3 separate regions of the Homo sapiens genome follow, and regions 1 and 2 are each linked to region 3. The links are chromatin loops, found by intact Hi-C in ENCODE. Cell type or tissue: endothelial cell of umbilical vein. All regions are shown on one strand. Region 1 has its middle 24 kb from the start of FEM1B. Region 2 has its middle 39 kb from the start of CORO2B. Region 3 overlaps ITGA11 (integrin subunit alpha 11).

Region 1 (8,000 bases), 130 kb after region 3:
ATATATATATCATATCTCATATATATCTCATATATATCTCATATATATCTCCTCATATATATATCTCATATATATCATATATATATCTCATATATATCATATATATATATGAGATGAAGGCCAGAGAAAAGGTGGTAAGATCTATTAATTGTAGGTCCTATTGGAATCAAAAGATTGCTGGACTTGTGGTGCTGGACAACCCAAAAGTAGTGGTCAGAGCCTGGAATGCTTGAAATTTAGATTATGGAAGCAGGACTGGCTACATAATTTGTGGACCCGGTGCAAAATGAGGATGCCTTATTCAAAAGGCAAGTAAAAGCTTTTACCTTGCTTCTAGCCTTCTCTCTCTGGACTTTTTGTGCTTTTTATATGCTACTTATGAAAATTTCTAAATAAAGAAAAAATACAATTTTAAATTATTAGCACGAATTTTACCATTTATGTTCATATTGTGCAATGTGGAATCACCGAGTTACACAATTCGTATGTTACGGCTTGTCCCCAGAGGGTGCTCTGACTAGCCAGAAGAGACAAACAGCGCAACAAAGACTCAGGAAGCTTGCAAGCAGGAAAACAAGATCCTCCCTCCCTCACGCCGCCCCTCCCCCAAGCTCGGAGCCAGAGGCGGGCGCGCTCCCTCGGGCACGCGGGTACTCTGGGGCTGGCGCAAGCCCTCAGCGACGCCGGGCGCGTGCGTTCCGCTGCCTCCAGCCCCTGGGCACCGCTGCCGTGCGCTCGCTGGCGGGGAGAGGCCTGCAGAAGTCAGGCCAGGTGTCTCTCTTTCCCTTGGGCCCGCGGCCCAACCGCATGGCACCAGGCAGCCCCCAGCGGTATTGCGACCTCTGCGTCAGTCGCGCTCAGTCCCTAGATACAGGTGTGCCGGAGAAGCCCAGGGAAGGGATGCGTGACCATCACTACACCCTGCCCCACGACGCGGTGGGACGCGCACCCTGACCCTCCCCAGAGCCGCGCCCAGGACCTTGCCTGGGCGGAAAATGGCAGCCGTTGCCGGGAAGGAGCGGCGAGCGAGAGGCAGGCCCCGGCCAGAGACACTGGGAGCCATCCCTAGGAGGGAGGGAGGCGAGGCGGGCTTGAGCCGAGCCTTCAAGCCACTGGCGCAGGCGCCATTGTCCTGTGAGACTTCGCTGAGAAAACTCAAATTCAAAGGTAAAAAGTAAGTTTCAAGGCAATGAGAGCAGCGCATTAAACCAAGGGCGAAGCCCTTCTGAACGTGGGGCCCTGTGCGACTGCACTGCCCACACCCCTGAAGCCAGCCACGTGTGTGGGGATCCCAAAGAGAGTATTGTAATAACAAATACTGTGATACAGGAGTGCTATAACACAAGTATTGTATTGGTAATAACGGCTAGAGCAGTGCTGCCCAACAGAAATACAGTGCGAGCCACATATGTAATTTTACATTTTCTAGTAACCACATTTAAAAAAGGGAAAAATGGCCGGGCATGGTGGCTCACACCTGTAATCCTAGCACTTTGGGAGGCAGAGGCAGGCGGATCACTTGAGGTCAGGAGTTCTCAACCAGCCTGGCCAACATAGTGAAACCCCGCCTCTACTAAAAATACAAAAAAATTAGCTGGGCATGGTGGCGCGTGGCTGTAATCTTAGCTATTTGGGAGGCTGAGGCAAGAGAATCGCTTGAACCTGGGAGGCAGAGGTTGCAGTGAGCCGAGATGGCGCCACTGCACTCCAGCTTGGGAGACAGAGCAAGACTCCGTCTCAAAAAAATAATAATAATAAAATAAAAAGAGGGGAAAGGCTGGGGGCGGTGACTCATGCCTGTAATTCTAGCACTTTGGGAGGTCGAAGAAGGAGGATCACTTCGGGCGAGGAGTTGGACAACAGACAGGGCAACATAGTGGGACCCTGTCTGTACAAAAATTAATTAGCCAGGCATGGTGGCCCGCACCTGTAGTCCCAGCTACTGGGGAGGCTGAGGCAGGAGGATCTTTTAAAACTGATAAGTTGAGGTTTCAGTGAGTGGTGACTGCAACACTGCATTCCAGCCTTGGTGACAGAGGGAGACCCTGACTCCAAACAAGAAAGAAAAAGTAAAAAGAAACAGGTGAAATGAATTGAAGTATTTCATTTAACCAAACATATACAAAATATTGTTTCTTTTATTTTCCCAAGCCAAACTGTATCCAGCTTTATTAAAGATACTCTCCATAAACAATCATGGCATTTCAGGCAGGGCATGGGCAAACAATAGTTAACATATGCAGTGACTTTCAAACTCCCTTCTTCAAAGGACTACCAAAAATCAGAAAGCCACTATAAAACCCAAATGAAGTCCTCATCTGATGCTCTGAACAGGGAAAGTTTAGAGTGAGGTTGATAGTTCATGTTTAGCATGTTGTTTAACAATGTTTCATGAGCTGACCCTGACTTTCAGGAAGTGAAATGAAAATGGCAGAATTTATCTGAAGATCCACAATCTAGAAACAGAACCACTGCTTTTTTGAGGGGTTCCATCTCAGTGGCATCACTGGAAAGGCTAGATTGCCTGACACACCAGTAACCAATTATTGGGGGGGGTCAGGTCCAACAGGTGTCTGGGTTTAAGGGAGTTAAATCTATGCTGAAAGGTGGAAAGGGAGAAGAGGACATAGAAAGGAATTTGTTTTTCCGTCCCACGAGGCTTTTGTGCCAAGGGACCTTGTGTGTCAAAGTCAGGGAATCCCCCTTCCTGGGAGCCAAGGGCAAGTCTCCCAAAACTAGAAGGGAAAAGGGTTTTCCCCACATCAACCTAGCTTCGGAGACATTCTGTTAGTGACATATGCCCCTTTCCCAAAAAACACAGTGAAGTGTTCTGTGTGCTAACAACATAGCTTAAAAAAAAGGTAAAACAAAATTCTGCATTTTTGTAAAACTTGATAAAAAATAGCATTTCAAACTGTACAGTCACCAGAAGTACACAGTTATCAAAAATGCACACACTTCACTTGGCATCTGCAGCACCTTCAGCTTTCTGTGTCTGGTCTGTTTGGGCATCTCCATTTTCTGCAGGGTTATTCCCCTCCTTGCCAGCTTCAGCTTTTCCCTTTTCCCTTTTGGTACCTTCTCTCCCTTCTTTGCAGGGGCCTTTTTAGGTTTGGGCTCTGGCTTTGGAGGAGCAGGTTTAGCAGAAAACCTCGTGGATCTTCTCTGTGGTTTGTCCTTCATCTTGGTTTTATCTCCTTTAGCATCACCTTCAGCCTTTCTCCTGGGCACGGTGGTGGCGGCAACGGCGGCGGGACATAGGCGCTGGGAGCGTGGCTTTGATCTGTCCTGGGGTCGTTCTCACCTCTTTTTCACACTGCTCAAAATATTATCATTTCAACATGTAATCAACATTAAAATTTATTAAGAGACATTTGACCTTTTTTCATACTAAGTCTTCAAACTCCAGTGTGTATTTCATACTTACAGCACATCTTATTTCAAGTGCTCCCTTGCCACGTGTGTCTAGTGCTATGGTAGCAGACAGGGCAAGTCTAGAGAGTGAAGCTGCAAGTGGGTGGCTCACCACCATCCAACTTAAGAACGAGAACATTACCTGCTCATGCATCCACCTGTATGCTCCCTATGCCCCTTTCGTATCGTGCTCTCTCTCCTCACCAGAGATAATACTGGCTTGAATTTCATGTCGACCATTTTCTTGATTTTTAAAAAAATATGTAGTTTTGGCCGGGCGCGGTGGCTCACGCCTGTAATCCCAGCACTTTGGGAGGCCGAGACGGGCGGATCACGAGGTCAGGAGATCGAGACCATCCTGGCTAACACGGTGAAACCCCATCTCTACTAAAAATACAAAAAAAATTAGCCGGGCGCGGTGGTGGGCGCCTGTAGTCCCAGCTGCTCGGGAGGCTGAGGCAGGAGATTGGCGTGAACCCGGGAGGCGGAGCTTGCAGTGAGCCACTGCAAGCGGAGTTTGCGCCACTGCACTCCAGCCTGGGCGACAGAGCGAGACTCTGTCTCAAAAAAAAAAAAAAATGTAGTTTTATCATAGGCATAGGTATTACCAAAGAAGATATTGTTTAGTTTACTTGAGATTTATAGAAGTTAGACTTTATGCTGTTTGTGTGTCGCCACTGGTGGCATAATATCGGCGGCTAAAAAAGAAGTATCTGCCGACATTTGTGTCACTGTCACATCAATCACATCATGTGAACAAGCTATTTGGCACCAGACTTTCTGTGAGTGATTTTGATGACTATTGCATTGCTATTTTAACATTGATTGTTACTAAATTTTAAGTATTACTTTATATATTGCAATAGTGTCATCAGACATTATTAAACAGTGGTTCTAATGCTAGTGGTGAAAAACACAGCTCCAAAATGTTAGACATAAAAGTGCAAGTTAGATGTGTCAATTGCCATGAGGGACTGTCCTCCCGCTCCATGTTATTAATTTAGGAATGAATGCCTTGGGAAATATTGGAACATTCTGAGAAATAAAACTCAGCATTCAAACAGAAACACTTCTAAGTTTGCAAAAATAGTTACATAACCAGGCAGAAAGAAAGGAAAAATAAAAACAAAAAACCCGGTCACGTGGCTGCAAGATCCATGCCACAGTGATGTACGCCTGAGATGCTGTGGTTGTGCATTTAAACACTCTGAGCACATCAAGCCCTATTTTATATGTATCCGCATGGGGAAATTAGAATGCTGCTAGAAAGCTATTAGGTACATGTCCATTTACACCAGCCTTTCCCATTCAGGATTTATTTCACTAAGGTGCTAGCCTGCCATGTAGTGGCGAAAGAGGGAAACTACAGCTCTCTTAAAAACTATAGTATTTGATACATCAAAAGAACAAATGCAACATGAAATGAAGACTTAGAAACTCGCCATTCAACTTAAGAACTAGAACACTGCCTATTCATGCATCCACCTGTATTCCCCTTTCCTGTCTTGCTCTACCTCCTCACCAGAGGTAATACTAGCTTGAGTTTCAGATTGACTATATTCTTGATTTTTAAAAATATGTAGTTTTATCATAGGCATAGATATAACTAAACAAGATATTGTTTAGTTTACTTGTTTGAGCTTTATGCAAGTTTGACTTTATTTAGTTTTCCACAGTTTGCCTTTTTCATACATTATATTTGACCAGGTTGATGTGTGTAGCTATAGTACATGCACTCTGTGAATATATCACTATTTTTCCATTTTCCTATCAGTAGACATTTGGTAGACCCCAATTTTTGGTAAATAGTACTGCACTGAATATTGTTATGCTTGTGCAAGAACTTCCCTGCAATATATCCAGTTCAATTTTACAAAATATTGCCAAAGTGTTTTTCAAGATTGTACCAATTTACACAATATTGGTGGTATAAAAGAGGTTCCACTGATACATATCTTCACCAGTACTTGCTACTAAATTTGTTAATTTTTGCCAATAGAGTTGGAATAAAATGCTTATTGTGGCATTTATTTATATTTACCTGATTGTCAATGAGGTTGAGCATCTTTTCATGTTTGTTGGTAATTTATGCTTCCTTTTTTGGTAAAGTGCCTATTCATGTATTTTGCTCATCTTCCTACTGGTTTGTCTTTTTCTTATTTTAAGATTCACACAAGACCGGGTGTGGTGGCTCACGCCTGTAATCCCAGCACTTTGGGAGGGCAAGATGGGTGGATAACCTGAGGTTGGGAGTTCAAAACGAGCCAGACCAACATGGAGAAACACTATCTCTACTAAAAATACAAAATTAGCTGGGCGTGGTGGTGCCTGCCTGTACATCCCAGCTACTCGGGAGGCTGAGGCAGGAGAATCGCTTGAACCCGGAAGGCGGAGGTTGCGGTGAGCCGAGATCACGCCACTGCACTCTAGCCTGGGCGACAGACCAAGACTCCGTCTCAAAAAAAAAAAAAAAAAAAAAAAAGATTCACACATACACACACACACATACACACGCACATGCTAGATCTTTTTGTCAGTTCTACATGTCACAAATACCTTCTTCCAGTTTTGCATTTTTGCAGTTAACAACCTTGCTGGACTCTCTTATTAATTCTAATAATTTGTCTGAACATTCTTTTGAGGTTTTCTATATATGCAATTATATTACCTACAAATAATGACAGTACTGTTTTCTGTCTTACCCTTCACCTTATTGACTAGAAGGGGTGATAGCAGACATCTTTGCCTTATTCTGTTTGTTTGTTTGTTTGTTTTGAGACAGTGTCTCACTGTGTCACCCAGGCTGGAGTGCAGTGGGGCGATCTTGGTTCACTGCAACCTCCAACCCCCAGGCTCAAGCGATTCTTCTGCCTCAGCCTCCCAAGTAGCTGGGATTACAGGTGTGCACCACCATATCCAGCTAATTTTTGTATTTTCTGTAGAGAAGGGGTTTTGCCATGTTGCTCAGCCTGGTCTCGACCTCCTGAGCTCAATCCATCCACCCGCCTCTGCCTCCCAAAGTGCTGGGATTACAGGTGTGAGCCACTGCGCCTGACCTTGTCTTAGTCTGCTCTTAATGGAACAATGTTTACAGTGATCTACCATTAAGAATGATGAAGATTATAGGCTTTTTAAAAATAACCTTTAACAATAGGAAGTTTCATTTTATTTCGGCTTTACTAAGAGCTTTTGTCATAAATGGATGTTAACTTTTACTGAATGCCTTTACTATATCTATTGAGATAATTATATAACTTTTCTCCTTTAATCCATTTAATGTGATGGACTAAAGTTATGGATTTGATGTTAGAGTATAAGAATGATTTACATTCTTATACTCTTTGGATAAATCCAGCTTAGCCATCATAAATTGTCTTTATTACATAATGTTGGATTCAGTTTCTTAATATTTTGTTTATAGTATTTACATCCATGTTCATCAGAGATTCTGGTCTGTTATTTCCTTTCTCATACAGTCCTTGATTAGTTTTATATTAAGTTTATACTAACCTCATACAGAGTTAAGAAGTATGCTTCTTTTGATATTCTTTGTAAGAGTTAGTATAAAATTAGAATACAAATACAGTCCCCAACTTATGATTTTTTTACTTTATGGTGATTTGAAAGTAGTTCACATTCAATAGAAACTGTACTTCAAAGCCTGAATTTTAATCTTTTCCTATCTGTAGGCTAACGTGAGTGTTTTGGGCATGTTTAAGTTAGGCTAGGATAAGCTATGATGTTTGGTATCATTTGCTCCATGAAAATCTGCTACGAATTGCGTGAAAACTATCTAGGCTTGATTTTTTTTTTTTTTTTTTTTTTGAGACAGAGTCTCGCTCTGTCGCCCAGGCTGGAGTGCAGTGGTGCGATCTTGGCTCTCTGCAACCTTCGCCTCCCGGATTCAAGCGATTCTCTTGCCTCAGCCTTCCGAGTAGCTGGGACTACAGGCATGCGCCACTAAGCCCAGCTAATTTTTGTATTTTTAGTAGAGACGGGGTTTCACCATGTTGGTTAACCAGAATGGTCTTGATCTCTTGACCTCTTGATCCGCCTGCCTTAGCCTCCCAAAGTGCTGGGATTATAGGCATGAGCCACCGTGACCAGCTGGCTTGATTTTTTTTTTTAAGCCACTGATTCAATTTATCCCATAGCTATTGGACTACTTGGGCTTTCTTTTCTTCAGTAGGAATTTAATTTTTTTATTTTTCATTGATATATAATAGATGTACATATTTTCAGGGTACATGTGATAATTTGGTACATTTGTATAATCAAATCAGGGCCATTGGGATAGCTGTCACCTTAAATATTTATCTTTTCTTTATGCTAGGAACGTTTGAATTATTCTCTTCTAGTTATTTTGAAATGTCCAATAGTGGCCGGCGCAGTGACTCACGCCTCTAATCCCAGCACTTTGGGAGGCCAAGGTGGGTGGATCACGAGGTCAGGAGTTCGAGATCGGCCTGACCAACATGGTGAAACCCCGTCTCTACTAAAAATACAAAAATTAGCCAGGCCTGATGGTTCGCACCTGTAATCCCAGCTACTCGGGAGGCTGAGACAGGAGAATCGCTTGAACCCGG
Region 2 (8,000 bases), 160 kb before region 3:
TCTGCAGCTGTGTTGGGGGAGGACTGGAGACCCTGAGATCAGAGGCAGGCATAGGAGTCGATAGAAGTTGATTAATTCAAGAGTCATTACAAAGGAAGCCTTCTTTGGAGGCAAGCAGGAGGGTCTGTATGGGAATCATGGACTCTGCCCCTGGGAAATTGGCCTTGCTGGCCTTAGAGTTGCATTTTTTAGTTATTCTCACAAGACCCTGGGGTGGGAGGAGGAAGGAGGGGACAGGGTAGAAAGATGGGGATTGGGGATCCACCAGCCCCCATGCTCTTATCCTCTGTCTCTGCAATGCCAGGAATGGGCTCAGACACCAAGATAAACAATGTGTTGACCTGGCCCAGGCTGAGAATGATGCTGATAGTGACTATGAATCAGCCCTAGGCTTTGGTCCAGGAGAGAGAGGCATTTCCCAGTCAGGGGGAGGGAGGAAGCCAACCACTGTTCTGGAAATTTCCACTCACATTATCTCCCTCTGACAGGGGAGCAAACTGAGGGCTCCAGAGGGGACATGACTTGTTCAAGGTCACATAGCCAGTGAGAGCCAGTCTTTGAAAATGCATCCTTCTGTCTCGAAGGCCAGGGTCACTGCAATTTGTGGAGATATCTGGCCATGCAAAGCCCCTCCACCCCCCGATCCCTGTTGGAAGCCTTCCTGAGTTGTCTCCGTCAGTCTAACCTGATGCTTTTTGGACTCACATTGCCTCAGTAGTTAGGAGTCTCCTTTGTTCTGCAGTAAACCAAGGCATCCCGAGGAGCCTGGAGCAAGGCATTCCTTTTCAATACATCCGGCAGCTGATTATCACTCAGCAAGTCACACATTGATTGCTGATTGTCAGAGCTAGAGCAGAGATAACAAAGGGAAGCACACATGCCACATGGGCAGACACTAGGGCTGCTCCAGAAGGTTCCCATCTCCCTCCTTCCAGGCACATGGTAGCACTGCATACCTCTGCTCTCTTTGGAAGTTAAGTGAAGCCATATGACTTGCCCTGACCTATAAAAATGTGAGCAGAGGTGACAAATGACCCTTTTGGGCAGAAGCTTTAAGAGCCAGTGTGGAGTTGGCTATGTCTCCTTCCTGCTTGCAGGGATGAAAGCAGGTATTGCCACGGAGTCACAGGTGGCCATGAGGGTGCCCCTCCCTTCTGCTCCACATTGGAGCCAGAAATAAGCTCTTATTGATTTTAAGGGTGGTTGTTGTTAGCACAGCTTAACCTAGCCTATCCTGACTAACACAGAAATTTGTACTTAGAAGTGAAGTGCTGTTAAAGCAAAAAACAATGAAAAGATGCAGTATTCTCTTAGAGATTCAGTGGCAGCAATAAGGAACTGATGTTGGAAGCTGGAGAGATAGCTATCCATGCAGTGGAGAAACATTTGGTGAAACTCTCACCTGTAATTACTTGAAATGTAGGGAAAGAAGTTTGAAGACAGAAATTGAGTAGTGTGTTTTGCTTGCTGTTGGCTGCATTTGGCAAAGTACTGCAAACGAGATGAGTTCAGAAATTGATTAAGGATGGGTCAGCCTAATACATGAGTGCTTATGATAGGATCAAATTTGGATCCTTTGGGGTCTTTTGCTTCCAGCCAAGAAGTAGTAAGAGACTGGATTTACTAGCCCACCTGAAACAACTAAAAATATGAAACACTGATTTTCAAGACACCAGACCTCAGGCAATGAAGTCATCCCTAAGACGCAACAAACAAATGAGACAGTCCCTGTGACCGTCCCAGCTTGCTGCCTTGAGAGAGTTTCCAGGCCACGGTGCAGGGAGAAGGAACACAGGCGGGTCCCACAGACTCCCTGGGTTGAGAGGGTGGAAGGAACTGAATGTAAGGAGGCCCAGGCTGTCAGAGTTCGCAGGGCACAGGACTGGAGAGAAGAGAGCCACACAGACGGAGAACTCCAAAGAGCCACCAAGGGTCTCCCTCAGGCATTTAGCAGAGTTTGATCAGCACCTGCGTGTGAGGAAGCCCCATGAGCCAGCGAAAGAATCACCCGAAAGGGTTAGAAGGAACAGCACCAGAAGCTCATGCGGGGCCAGTAATAGTACCTGCTCTCCAGCCAGACTGAAAAAACTCATAATTCATAGGGCACTGGACAAAGCACTCAGGAGGATCTTGTTTTAGTAGCTGGGGATGATTAGCTCTAGATGTTGTTTTGCTGAAACTAACTCACCACTGGCACTGTGATTATGGTATTGACTGCAGTGATATAGATTCCTTCGAGTTCAGCTTATTATCACCTTGTGTTGTATGATGATCCAACTCCCCCATCACCTTTTCCTCCATCCAAACTACTCTAAAGCCTTTGTTCATATAGCATTTTTGATGTCACTGAGTATGAACTCATTTATGTACTATATCCTTCTGATGCTAGTCCTTAAAAATAAAATAGTACTACTTGGTGCCAATAGGACTCTTACTCAAATGAACATGATGACCCTGAAATCACATTATGGTCCTTAGTTATAAGATGTTAAATAGATCAATGATTTTCTTCCTTTTTTTATTTGAGACAGGGTCTGGCTCTGTCACCCAGGCTGGAGTGCAGTGGCACCATTTTGACTCACTGCAGCCTCCACCTTTCAGGCTCAAGCCACCCTCCCACCTCATCCTCCCGAGTAGCTGTGACTATAGGCACACACTACCACAACACCTGGCTAACTTTTTAATATTTTATGTAGAGATGGGGTTTTACAATATTTCCCAGGCTGGTCTCGAACTGCTGAGCTCAAACTATTTGCCCATCTCAGCCTCCCAAAGTGTTGGGATTACAGGTGTGAGTCACTGTGCCCTTGCAGAGGATCTGAAAAGTCACGACTATTTTCATAATAATCCTCTTTTTTTACTGTATTAAAATGTGTACTGATGGTACAGAAGCAAAGGTGGCTAAAACTGCTGGTGCTTTTAGCGTGAATTAGGGCAGACTATACTGACAGTCACTGACTCTCTGTGTGTGTGTTTGTGTGTGTGTTTTAACCACCATGCACTTGCAGTTTAAAAAAAAAGCCAACTTTACTTAAGAATGTTCTTGATGAGGCAGTTAAAATTATTCATGTTATTAAATATTGACCCTTAAGTACTTGCCATTTTAATATTCTAACTCAGTGTGACAAAATGGGAAAATGTATACAGCAGCTCTGCTGCATACAAAAGCATGGTGATTGTTTAAATGAAAGGGACTGGTGAGACTGAGTTGTGAGCTAAACTGCACATTTTTCATTGAACACTGGTTTTGCTTGAAAAACAGATAAGGTAAAGTTAATCAGACTTGTGTATTTGGCAGACATTATCTTGAAAATAAATGAAAGGAGCCCACCACTTCAAGGAAAATAATTGACAATCATTGCTGCCAATTATAAAATTCAAAATTTCAAGTGCAAATTAGAATTTTGGAAAACTTGCATCTGCTACTGTGGGATTGACAGCTTCCCAATACATTGTGATGGGTCGTGATGTTAAGTAATGTTGTTTTTTAAATATTGTATGATTAAATGTGTCAATATTTGGAAGATCTACATAATTCAGTGAACTAATATTTTCCAGGTGATCAAAGTATGATGTTTCAAAATCATGCACAGGCAAAAATCCATTTAAAGTGCAAGGTTGACAAATGGATTTTAATGTTACAGAGTATGAAAACATACTGATGTGATTTCAAATTCCACATTGCAACTAATCTTTAAGAAATTCCTACTAGTTGAGTTTTGGTGCATGGTTAAGGGAGAATATCTACAATTATCTTCAAAAACTGTTAAAATACTCCTCCCTTTTTCAACTGCACGCTTGCGTAAAGCCAGATTTTCTTTATATACTTTAACCAAAACAACATACCACGATAGATTGACTGCAAAAGCAGGAAGGAGAATCCAGCTATCTTCTATTAACCAAACAGCAAAGAGATTTCCAAACAATGTCACTCATTCTATTACTTTTGTTTGTTTGGGACAATACAAATACTTTGATTAAAATATGTGAATACATAATATGTTTATTGCTGTTATTTAAAAATGCATTAATAAGTATTTCAAAATGTTCTGTTTTTCTATTATGATAAATATTATTATTACTATTATTTATTTGAGACATGGTCTTGCTCTGTCACCCTGGCAGACTCAATCTTGGCTCACTGCAGCCTCAGCCTCCCAGGCTCAAGCGATCTTCCCACCTCAGCCCCCTGAGTAGCTGGGACTACAGGCACACGCTGCCACGACCGGCTAATTTTTTTTTATTTTTAGTGGAGATGGGGTTTTGCCATGTTGCCCGGGCTTGTCTGGAGCTCCTGAGCTAAAGTGATCTGCCTGCCTTGGCCTCCCAAAGTGCTGGGATTACAGGTGTGAGCCACTGCACCTGCCATGATAATTATTGATAGACATATCTCATATGTTCCAGTTATCAATTTACTGACTCTCAGTTCCAAATTTATCCTTCACTACCAGCTCTGCAAAAATGGAGATGGGCCCATTAAATAGTTTTCTTTTGCCAGCTGGCACAGTGGTAAGCGTTGTCAGTAGAGGGCGCTACAGAGACATAGCAGAAGGAAGGGATTTTCCCTCACTGTTCTCTCAGCAGGCTCCTGCAGCTTGTGGCTTCTCTAGAGCCCAGCTCTGCTGTCTTGTGGCTAGCCTTTATCTTTGGTTACTGGACTGTCTCCTATGCCTCTAGAAGCCTGTGGGCATTAAATAGCTTAATACACTTCAATTATAATGCAAACATTTGAATTTTGACACAAAAACTGAGATGTAAAAGTGTGATTACTGTTCTGTGGTATAAAAATGTAAAAGGATTAACGGTTTTTCAAACCATCAACACCTCAGGACTTTAGCCAACTGACCTCTTAGAAATGAAGATTCCCTGGCCATATCTCCTTCCCTGATCAAATAAAGTGAGACCCAGATCCATGAGAACCTACAGGCTACTGGAATGACACCTCTTTAGAATGTGAGAAGTCCTAATAGGTCCAGGGATCCTCTTCTCTCCCAGTAGGTCTGGGGAGGTTGGGAGATGACAGTAAAGCTGGGTTTTTTTTGTTATATTAATAAACTTGTGAGTTTCTTCTCTCTAGGTAAAAGCTTTTTCATTTAAAGTGAACTTGAAGACTGGACTTAAATCAAAATAATGAAGAGAAAGGACCAAAATGGGGCCAAATCAGCTGGGACAATGTGAGCTCTGACCATGCAGAGAAAAAAGGAGAGCAATTCATATGCTGAAGCCACCGCAGACTCCAGTAGTGGATGCCAGGGCAACGCCCAGGACCTCCTCACAGTCACCAGCCCAGGGTACACCCAGGACCAGCCCCTCCGCAGCTGAGGCCAGAGGTTCCAGAGGGCACATACTGTGTCAGTCTAAAGCCCCAACTCTCCTGTACTGCCACATCCTGTGTATTTTTACCGAATGAAGCCAAGCATAGCTTTGAAAATATACATTATTTTATGCAATTAAAAGTTACTGAGGGGCAGGTGGGCCTCCTGGAAAGCTGTGGCTATTCCCCTCTTCCTCCACACACACCAGGAATCTCAGGGGAGGCAGAGAAAAAAAGGAGAAAGGGAAAAAATTATTGGGATCAATTAAATTGTAGGGTTTCTTGCTTCTGTTACCCAATGGATAGTGATTTGAAGGAGATCCGATCAATTACTAGAGAAAAAAACAAAATTATATATTTCTCTGAATAGTTAAAGGTAACGTAAGTAAATGTGTGACTTTGCTACTTGGATATACTTAATTGTTCCACCTAGATGATACCTACTCTATGAACAAGGCTCCCCGCCACACACCAGAGAGCTGATGCTCAACACATACTTATTAAATGGAACTTACTAAGCTCCAACCATGTATTCTATAGCAGGAGTTGGCAAACTTTTTCTGTACAAGACCAGATAGTAAATATTTTAGGTTTTGCCACAGAGGATCCCTGTAGCAACTACTCAAGTCTGCTGTTGTGGCTTAAAGGCAGCCATAGACAATATGTAAACAAGGCCGTGTTCCAAGAAAATTTATTTAAACACTGCATGTTCTTACTTATAAGCGGGAGCTGAACAATGTGAACACGTGGGCACAGGGAGGGGAACAACACACACTGGGGCCTGTGGGGGAGGCGGTGGGGAGGGAGAGCATTGGGAAACATGGCTGACGCATGCTGGGCTTAATACCTAGGTGACGGGTTGACAGGTGCAGCAAATCACCATAGCACACATTTACCTACGTAACAAACCTGCACACCCTGCACATGTACCATAGAACTTAAAAAAAATTAGCAAAAAGGTCCCAAAACTTTATTTACAAAAACAAGCAGTGGGCTAGTCTGACCTACTACAGCCATGGGCTGTAGTTTGCTAACCTCTGCCCTAAGTCATAGCAGCCAGAGTGCCCATGCTATTGCCTAGTAGTCTCTGGAGAATAATGGCCTCTCCTCTTTCACCCTCCAGATCTCATGTGAGTGTCCTCACAGCCAACTCTAATCCAGAACCACCCTGAAGGGAACTCTGGGAAATGTAGTTCTTGGCTTCTCCTCTTCAAGAGGGTGGCAGTGATGCTAAATTGACAACAGGTAATCCAGCATACCAAGGTGTCTGAATCACCTAAGATTTACAGGCCAAGGTGCCAGGATGACAGAAACCAACTTTTCAGAATCACCTATTGTTCTTTGGATTAAAACACTAGATTAGGCTTGTGTGTGAGTGACACAAAATCCAAAATAAAAGTGCTTCAGTGAGGCAATTTAATTCTGCCTCACATCAGGTAGGTTTGGGGTGGTGCTCCACAGTGGCAGGAGCTCCTTCAATCTCGATACACCACCATTCGTGGTTTCCCTGCCAGCATCACTTCCTGGCTCCAGGTGGCTGCAGGAAGCAGGCCAACATTCCAGCCAATAGGAAGGAGGAAGGGCTGATGAAGGGCATAGCCCCTCCATTTACAAATATTTTCCAGAAAGTGTCTCTGCCACTTCTGTTTCCATGTCATTGGCCAGACCTTAGTCACAAGGACAAACTTAGCTGCAAGACAGAATGAGAAATTGACTTTTTATTTCAGTTTTTATTCAGAAATTTAGTTTTTAGCTGGCCATGTCACAGCTAAAAATCAGTGGTCTATGACCAAGGAAGAAAAAACAAATATTAAAACACTATCAGTGGTCTTTGACATACCAAAGTATCACAATCACACTTTGCAAAGGCTAAGATTCTGAAACCACATCACGTTATTACAGGCCAGTGTTACAGAGTTGCATCATATTCTTACAGGCCAACGTTCTGAAATGCTGTGCTATTATAGACCAGGGATTCTGAATCACTTAAGATTCTCATTGGCTAAGGTTCTAGAATTAAATAGCAGTTTTTTAGGCCAAGATTCCAAAGTCACATAAGATTCCTACAAGCCAAGATTCAAAATCACAAAACCTAATAAACCAACCTTTGCAAGTCACATGAAATTCTTGTGATCAAGCATCCAGAAATATATGAGATTTCTAAAGAACAAGTTCCAAACTCATGCAAGATTCCTACCAGCCAACGTACATGGAGATCAAGATTCCAAAATTAAACTGAACTTCTTGTAGACTAGGCTTCCAGACTCACACAATATTCTTGTAAAGCAAGTTTCTGACGCCATACAGTGTGATTATAGTGCTATTCTGACAGCTATGATCCTGGAATCAAACATATTTTCTATTTCAAGCCAAATTTTCAGAATCACATAATGTTTTAATAAACTAAGTTTTCAGAACCATATAAGTTTATTATAAATCAAGTTTCCAGAAGCACACAAGGTTATAAATGACATAACATTATTAAAAGCCAAAATTACAAATCATATATCATTTTTAAAGGTCAATGTTCCAGAATCACCTGAAGTTCTTTCAACCATTGTATCTAGAAACACACAGCATTCCTAGAGGCTAACATTCCATAAATCCATACAATTCTTACAAACCAAGTTTCCAGAATCAAACGATGTTCTTAAATAACCTGAGTTCTTGAATCCTACATACTGCT
Region 3 (8,000 bases):
AGCAACAGGGTGCAGGCTTTGGAAGTTCAGGTGAGCTGAGCTTTGGACTCATTGGTTTGGAGGATCCAAGGGCCATCCAGGTGCAGGGGAGGGGGCCTTCAGTTTGGCAGGGAAATTAGGGCTGAGACCCACATGTGCATCAGGAGAGCTCCATTCAGCAGGGAGAAGGAAGCGGGGCTTGGGATGAACGACAGACTGCAGAACGTCCATAGGTATGAGGAGGAAGGAGAAAGAGAAGGCGGAGAGAGAAGGGTCAGAGGAGGTGCTGTGTCCGGGGGCAGAAGAGGAGAGGATTGTGAGGAAGACGAAGGTGGGTGCAGCATCGTAAGGACTTCCAGCTCTAGGAGGGAAAGCAGCAGCCAGGAGTGCCTCTCCTAGAAGCAGCTGAAGGGGCCGGGCTGGGCAGCTCACAGCACTGGGCAGCCTCTACCAGGATTGGAGCCCAGCGGATGTAAGGGAATGTTTATAATATACATTAACACACACAGAAAATCTCCAGTCTCTGCAAGGCTTTACTGTCATGTGTGTCATGTGTAAAGAGTCTGGAATGAACTACTGTCCAGCAATGACTCTCAAACCTTAGCGTGCATCCCTGGAACGCTTGCTAAATCGGATTGCTGGAACCCACCTCCAGAGTTTCTGATTCAGTAGGTCTGAGTGAGGCCTGGGAATGTGCTTTTCTAGAACTTCCCAGGTGGTGCTGGTGCTGCTGGTCTGGGAAGCACACTCTGAGAACCACACACTTAGCGGTTGCCATTCCCAGTGTCTTAAGCTGGTTACAGCAGGCAGAGGCAGAATCACCGTGTAGATGCCTCCATCTGTGGGGCCAGGGAGAGCCCAGAGACAGCGGAGATGGGGCTGGAGGTGAAGTGGGGAGGACAGAAGGTGCTATTTTTGAGGCGATCTGCTCACACTTCATTCTTGTAATGCACCCAGAGGCCCCTTCCCTCTCTCCCTCTTATCCTTTCCCCTACCTTCTTCTACTTTTCCATCCCTGTTCCTTCACTTTGCCAGATTTCTCACCTTACTTTCTCATCTTTTCTCCTCATTCTCCTCCCTTTCCCCCTCATCCCCTCCTCCCCCATCCCTTCTCGTTCTTCCTTCCCCTCTTTACTCCCTCGCCTGAGTCTCTGATAGACATGGGTGAGATAGGGGGTGAGGGGGCGGCCAAGGCGAAGGGAGGCTGCCCTGTCCCACCTCTCCCTGCTTCTCTCAGCAGCTGCCAGTGTCTTTAGTCTCATCAGCCTGTCTTGTACCCACGAGAGGAGGGAAGGATAAAGAGCCCCATCCAGGCTCCCAGCACCCACCTGCAGCAGTGGGCCTGCAGACTCCCAAGGCTGGGCAAGGAGAGTGTGCACAGAGAAGGGTACAAGAGCAGCCAGAGGGAGGGTCCCTGGACCAGGAGAAAAAGGAGAAAGGGGATCCTGGTGGAGCAGGAGAGAAAGGAAGTTGGGAGATGGGCTGCCCCCTGCAGAACTGACCGGAGCCTCGGTTTCCTGAATCCTGGGGTGTCCTAATGGGAAATAGAAGCTTCTCTTGGGAAAAAGGGAGCATTTTAAGCCTCACTCTCATCGCCCTCAGCCATGGAGGGACAGACATGGTGGCCTGACTCCCCAGAGTCACAAAGGGTCCTGGGCAGCCTTCCCGCCTCTTTGAAGGATCCTCTGGGATTATTTTGCAGCAACTTAACTCTGCACTGTGTGGCCAGACATGGAAAGGGCTGTGGAATTGGGTGTCCTGAGGATGGACTGCGAGGCAGTAGGGAGGGAGACCCAGCAGCTTGCCTGGCTTAGAAGCAAATCATCCACCATGGCCAAGTGCAGATCCTGCCAACACCCACCATCACCACTACCACTACCACCCCCAAAGCTTGGCATGACACAGCAGATGGGCAGCCATGGCCCCTGAAGTGGACCAGGGCTGGAATGGACCTACCTGGCATAGGTTGATCAGGTTAATACCCATCTCTCCTTGGGGACCTCTCTATAGATACAGTGTCTTCTACTTGTGGAGACTCCAGGCAGAGGGGAGAGCCCCATAACCTGAAGACAGGGCCACCATTCCCATGATCTTCAGAAGACCCCAATTCTCAGAGATGATGGTGGGCTGGGGAGGGACAGAATGGCTGGAGACAGGCCCAGGAGGCGCAGGTGGACCACTCAGGCCTGTGGGTGGGGTTGGCCTTTAGGGCTGCTCCGTCAGCTGCAGCTCCTCCCCAGGCCTGGGAGGGGTCTGAGAAATCATTTGCCCCAGCCTCATGATTTTACAGATGGGGGCACTGAGGCCCAGAGGTAGAAAGAGACCAGACCAAGGTCACACAGCAAGTCAGTTTGAGGGCCGGGACTGAAACCTAGTCTCCCAGCCCCCAGCCCAGAGTTGCTTCCATTTCTGCAGCATTTCCACCGGGAATAACAAGCACTTAGGCGAAAACTACCCAAGGGTCAGTTCACCCACCATCGCAGATCTCATGTCTCAAGACTTTGTAGATGATATTTACCCAAACTAAATTCTAGTTGGGCTAAGGCATCCATCCTTTTACAGTGGGTTTAGGTACTGACCTTCCCAGATAACAAATTTGCATTTTCACTAGGGTCTTCCATGTCTAAAACCAGAGGCCAACTATGGTGGAATTTGGGTTGACTGCAAAGGCAATCCCTGAAGAGTAAATCCACAAAACCAGCCGTGGAGCCTAGGCCCAAGAGTGTTGCCCTCTGGCACTGCCACTTCCTCCTCTCCCAACCCAGAGGTTTCCCAGCTCCCATTGCAGTCCTTTCCCACAGGCATAGAGTGCTGTCTCGGGGCACACACAGGCCTTCTGCCTCAGCAGAGGCAGCAAAGGCATGTCCGAGTAGCTCCTCACTACAGGGAGAATCTAGGCTTCGAAATCACAGAACTGAGCTCCCTTCCCAGCTTGGCTACTTTCCAAGCAATGGAAACTCAAGCACATCACATCCACTTTCTGGATCACAGTTTCTTCATCTGTAAAATGGGTATGGTGATGTGAATCCCAAAGGGTTCTTATGAGGAAGAAATAGGAGATGGTGTTTAAGTGTCTACCATGGGGCAGAGGCTGAATGAGTGAGTTCCCTACACTGGCCTATGCCCTGGAGAAAGGGTATGGTGTCCAGGGACAGGTTTTGAGGAAAGGGCCTCTGGGGCTTGTTGTTTGAGCAGAAAGATGCATCTTACACAAGTCTGCCCTTTTTCATCAGTGACAGTGCAGGCTGCCAGGCCTGGGGCAGCCTTGGTTGTTGCTGTGGAAGCCTTTCTGAGCAACATCCTTTGCTCTTTTCCTGGCCTGGGCCCCCAGAACAGGCTCCCAACACCACAGCACATAAACGCTCTCCGCTATTTTCTCTTGGAACAAATAAAATCCGGCATCATGACTCATTCTGGTTAAAGGATAAGTCACTACAGAAGCGAAGCCCAGGATAGGATGAACCACCCAGTGCACGAGAGATAGAGGGAGAGATAGAGAGGGAGAGAGGAAAAACTGTATTCGTGGGGAAACGTTGGCCCAGGGCCCCAGGCCAAGCCACCCAGCAGACCTTGGCAGGCACACACAGACAAGAAGAAAATGAGCTGCAGAGGGCTGGGAGAGTGGAAATCCAGACATTCGTCCTCACTGGCAGGAGCTGGGGCATCTTCAGGCCCTCAAATGCACAAAGCAGCAGTGAGAATGACCAAGGAGAGCACAGCAGCCCCAGAACCAAGAGCGAAGTCTGGGGCACTGTGGATTTAGGATGTGGCCTGCAGACAGCTCCTAAGGTTCCTTGCATCTCTTGGGTGATTTTTTTTCCTCTTCTCTCCTTGCTTTTTCATTCTGTCTCCTTTTTTTTTTTTTTTAATGCCAAACCACACAAGAAAGTCCCAGAAATTGAAGAGATGTCAGTGAGGGTCCAGGAAACTTCTGACACACACACAAACTGGTCAACCAGAGATGGAGCTAATCTCAGCTCCACCCTCTAAGGCCTCTAAGGCCAGTCCTCAGGGCCATAGAACGTCCTTAGTGCTGAACTCGGAAAGGCAGGAGTTCAGCCATTGCATGCTTTTAGAGGTAAGACGCACAATCTCGGTAGTGAAAATATTGAAAAGAAAGTCTCCTTGTTACTAACTTCCAAGAAAGAAAATAAATTTAACGTGGGCAGTTCAGGAAAGCCAGAGGGGTTTGCCAACTCAGCATCTTTGCCACCCGTCTCTTCCCACTCCCCCACCAGCCTCCCCCTACAGCAGCCTGTGGGCTCCCCACAACCTCCTTTCCATTTCTGCAGCCAACACCATTTGTTCTGCGATGCCAACATCCTTCCTAAGTCCAGTGAAGGAGAGGAAATGGGAGCTTTCCACATGAGGTGGAGAATAAAGAAATGTTGAAATTCCCTGTATCTTGAGAGTGGCTTTCTATAACTTCATAGGTTTGAATTTTCAAGGCTGGTACTGTTTTTAATTGCTCCTTGGCACTTTATGTGCAATGATCATAACTGACACTAGGGGGTGCAAGATAGCCCTCCAATGGCTCCTCTAGTCAACCATTGAGGCTTCCTGTAGATATCACTCAGGGTAGCATGTGCTTCCATTCAGTTAGGCTATAAAATGTGAAAAACAGAATTTCTTATTGAAAACCACAAGGTGCAATGTGCATGTTTTAAGGTTATATACAATTAGAAAAACAAATGAAGGTGCCATAAATGCCTTTTCTCACTAATTTTAACTATAATTAATCACTATCTAACCCTTGTTTTCTGCAGGCTTGGATAAAATACCTCTTTCTAACTTTCTCTGACTCCTTCATGAGGAATCAAGGGCTCCTTGGGATTTCTCTTTTTTTTTTTTTCTTTTTTTTGAGGCAGAGCCTCGCTCTGTCGACCAGGCTGGAGTGCGGTGGCATGATCTCGGCTCACTGTAAGCTCTGCCTCCCGAGTTCACGCCATTCTCCTCCCTCAGCCTCCCGACTAGCTGGGACTACAGGTGCCCGCCACCACGCCCGGCTAATCTTTTGTATTTTTAGTAGAGGTGGAGTTTCACTGTGTTAGCCAGGATGGTCTCAATCTCCTGACCTTGTGATCCGCCTGCCTCGGCCTCCAAAAGTGCTGAGATTACAGGCGTGAGCCACCACGCCTGGCTGCTCCTTGGGATTTCAAACTCTTTCAAATAGCTTTTCTTTTTCAGTGCCTTCTCTTCCAAGCAACCACAAAACTCAGACACATAACCAATAGCAAGATGCTTGTTATCAACCTGAGGCCATCTTGACAAGGTTTCTGTCATCTTCTGTTGAATTCCTGCTTTCCCTCTTGAATCTTTTCTTCCTGGTTTATCTGTGATGAGTCACCTTGAGACAATAATGTAGACAGACATGGAAAGAGAGTTGTAGAAAAAGCCAATCAAGAAAAATGGAAACTGGAATGGGAAAAGGAAAGAAGAAAGATGAGATGGAAAATAAAATGCCAACAAGAGAGAAGAGAGGGAAGGGAGGCTGTGAACCCCCAAGGGTAGGGCTTGCCTTTATTCATCTTGGCCTCTTCAGGGGTTGGCATAGGCCCACAGATGGTGAAGAAGAAAGGGAGGGAGAGAATGGTTCCAGACGTCTGGATGTGACCCAAGGTAAATCTTGGGGAAGCCCAAAGCTGGATGTCCTTGTGTTAAAGGGTCTGGAGACCATGGCCCCTGGATGGGAGAAGTTGAGATTTCTTATTTTTTTTAATTTTCCTTGCAAAGTTTGGAAGGGCCCCGCTAAAGTGAACTCAGGCAGGAGACCAGGTGAGTGGTGGCTGGTGGCCCGGCCCAGCTCCGGGATGGCTCACCCTGTGACAGCAGATCCTCTCTGCAATTTCTCTTCTGCCACTTTCCAACTGCCGAGCCAATGATTTTATAACCCAGGAGGAGGACATTTCCAAAAATGTAATGACACACTTCACCCTCCAATGAAGCTAGCCCACAGCCTTTTTGTTTCTTTATGGCTTCTTGAAATAAGAATAAGTCTATAAGAATGACTATTTGTCACAACACAAAGGGAGAGGAGAAAAGTAAATCTGAGCTTTGAACCAGACAGAAAAGACTTCGAAGCAGTCCATGTAAACAATGATTCCCTAATGCAACCCAAGGCCGGCTTCTGTGTCCTCTGCGCTCCTGCACTCCATCCACCTCCCAGAGGTGGGGCGAGGCCTGGGTAGGAGAGTGAGGCCGAAGAGCTGCCCCTTAACTAGCTGGGTGACTTCGCCTCTCTGTGCTGTAGTTTCCTCAGCTTCAAAATTGGAATGTAGCTGGGTGCGGTGGCTCACGTCTATAATCCCAGCACTTTGGGAGGCCAAGGTGGGCAAATCACCTGAGGTCAGAAGTTCAAGACCAGCCTGGCCAACATGGCAAAACCCCATCTCTACTAAAAATACAAAATTTAGTTGGGCATGGCAGTGAGCGCCTATAATCCCAGCTACTCGGGAGGCTGAGGCAGGAGAATCGCTTGAGCCCGGGAGGTGGAGGTTGCAGTGAGCCAAGATGATGCCACTGCACTTCAGCCTGGGCAACAGAGCAAGACTCTGTCTCAAAAAAAAAAAAAATTGGAATGCTGTCTCTGCCTCAGGATTGAGAAGATTAGGTCAAAGTCAGGGATACCTGTAGCGCAATCCCTGGTACCTAATAAACTCCCCCCAGAATATTCATTCATGCATCCATTTATTTGTTTATTCATATAAAGTGCTTTGAATGGAGAGGCACACATGTCCCACTGTTTATTTCTTGGTTGGGCATCCTGTCCTCTATTCCCGTATTATCTGTTTTCCATCATCTTAAAGCCTGGTGATCACCTGATAAAATAATCCAGGGGTTCCCAAAGCTGGCCACAAAACAGAATCACCTGTGAAAGGTCAAAAAGAATACAGATATCTCAGTCAAGTCCAAGAATTACAAAGACAGACCCTCTAGAGGTGGTGCCTGGTAATCCCTATTTTCAAAATCCCCAGGTGAGTCTAATGCCCAGCCAGGTGCTGGAATCACTGACTTAATTTTTTCTAAGAGGTCTGTGAGTTCCCATGGATCCATAGGTTAACTCCGTTCCAGGCTTACACTGAGAGTGGCCCTCAGTGCCTGAATCCAAAGAGGGATGACCAATGGCAAGAAGTTAAGAACCCCAGAAAGCAGGTAGGGGCAACCTGACTGGGTGACAATGCTGTGCTTGTCAGTCATGTAGGCATCCAACCGTCTGTCTGTACTTAGGACCACTTTAAGTAGAGTTCTCTGGACAAGTGAGGCAAGAAGGGAGAGGACTTGGAAAGTCAGAAGGGAGGAACAGGGATGAACCTGTTGAGGATGACTCTGCCACAAGCTCCATGAAGGCAGGGAATTGTCTGTCCCTCCAGATCCCACCTCAGGCCCAGCCTTCATCATGGAAGGCAGCATAGAAATAATGCACATGAGCGCCGGCACCATGCGGGACCCTCCCTGTGAGCCCCAGCCCTTTTTCACCTGAGTGACACCTATTCATTATGCAAGCCTCTGTCCAGGAGTTGCCCCCTCCAGGAAGGCTCCCCAGACAGCAGAGCAAGAACCCTTCCTCTGTGCCCTGCCACACCTGGAGACCCCTCTTGCGGCATGTTCTCCACACTAAATTCATCGGGTATAAGTCTCCCTGCCCTCACTGGGCTAGGGGTTAGGCTGTGCTTCATTCATCTTTATGTTCACAGAGCCCAGCACATAGCAAGTGCTCATTAATTATTTCTTTGAACAGAATGTGTCCAAGTCCCTCATTTTACAGATGGGGAAACTGAGGCTCAGAGATGGCAGGTGACTCACCGTGGGTCACTTAGCCCATCTGGGGATAGGTTAGAGATAGCCATGAACATGTCAACAGGCCCACGAACAAGAAAAGAGTATCTGTCCTTTCACCTCCAGGCCATCTCCTTTTTCTGCGTTACCCAAATCCCTGTGGCTGGTAGACACAGCTGGAAGAATGAGGGTACCAGTTGTGCCTCAGCCTCTACCTGACCACGTGATTTGGGGCCAATCCTGAC

What was found. A loop is a pair of places that touch in the nucleus more often than their neighbours do. Peaks named below come from ENCODE experiments on the same cell type or tissue, not always from the same donor. Only the 100,000 strongest peaks of a DNase experiment are listed, where the experiment ranks them.
Region 1: a loop joins it to region 3, with 7 times the contacts of the local background. A loop is called at or near these places in 57 of 110 quality-filtered maps.
Region 2: a loop joins it to region 3, with 3 times the contacts of the local background. A loop is called at or near these places in 3 of 110 quality-filtered maps.

What each region holds. Positions count from the first base shown.
Region 1 is chr15:68,249,864-68,257,863 of GRCh38, reverse strand. It overlaps a transcript of CLN6 not described here and the pseudogene HMGN2P40. Among named protein-coding and RNA genes, the nearest start is that of FEM1B, 24 kb to the left of the region's middle. RefSeq lists an enhancer at 346-993. In endothelial cell of umbilical vein, a CTCF peak has its summit at 4,755; DNase peaks (open chromatin) are centred at 613 and 4,743; H3K4me3 peaks cover 735 bases; H3K27me3 peaks cover 557 bases.
Region 2 is chr15:68,535,759-68,543,758 of GRCh38, reverse strand. It overlaps a transcript of CORO2B not described here. Among named protein-coding and RNA genes, the nearest start is that of CORO2B, 39 kb to the left of the region's middle. In endothelial cell of umbilical vein, a CTCF peak has its summit at 4,535 (motif pointing right); a DNase peak (open chromatin) is centred at 388; H3K27ac peaks cover 1,132 bases.
Region 3 is chr15:68,380,111-68,388,110 of GRCh38, reverse strand. All of the region lies in intron 2 of ITGA11 (integrin subunit alpha 11), which reads left to right. Among named protein-coding and RNA genes, the nearest start is that of ITGA11, 48 kb to the left of the region's middle. In endothelial cell of umbilical vein, a CTCF peak has its summit at 4,483 (motif pointing right); DNase peaks (open chromatin) are centred at 3,380 and 4,490; H3K27ac peaks cover 1,695 bases.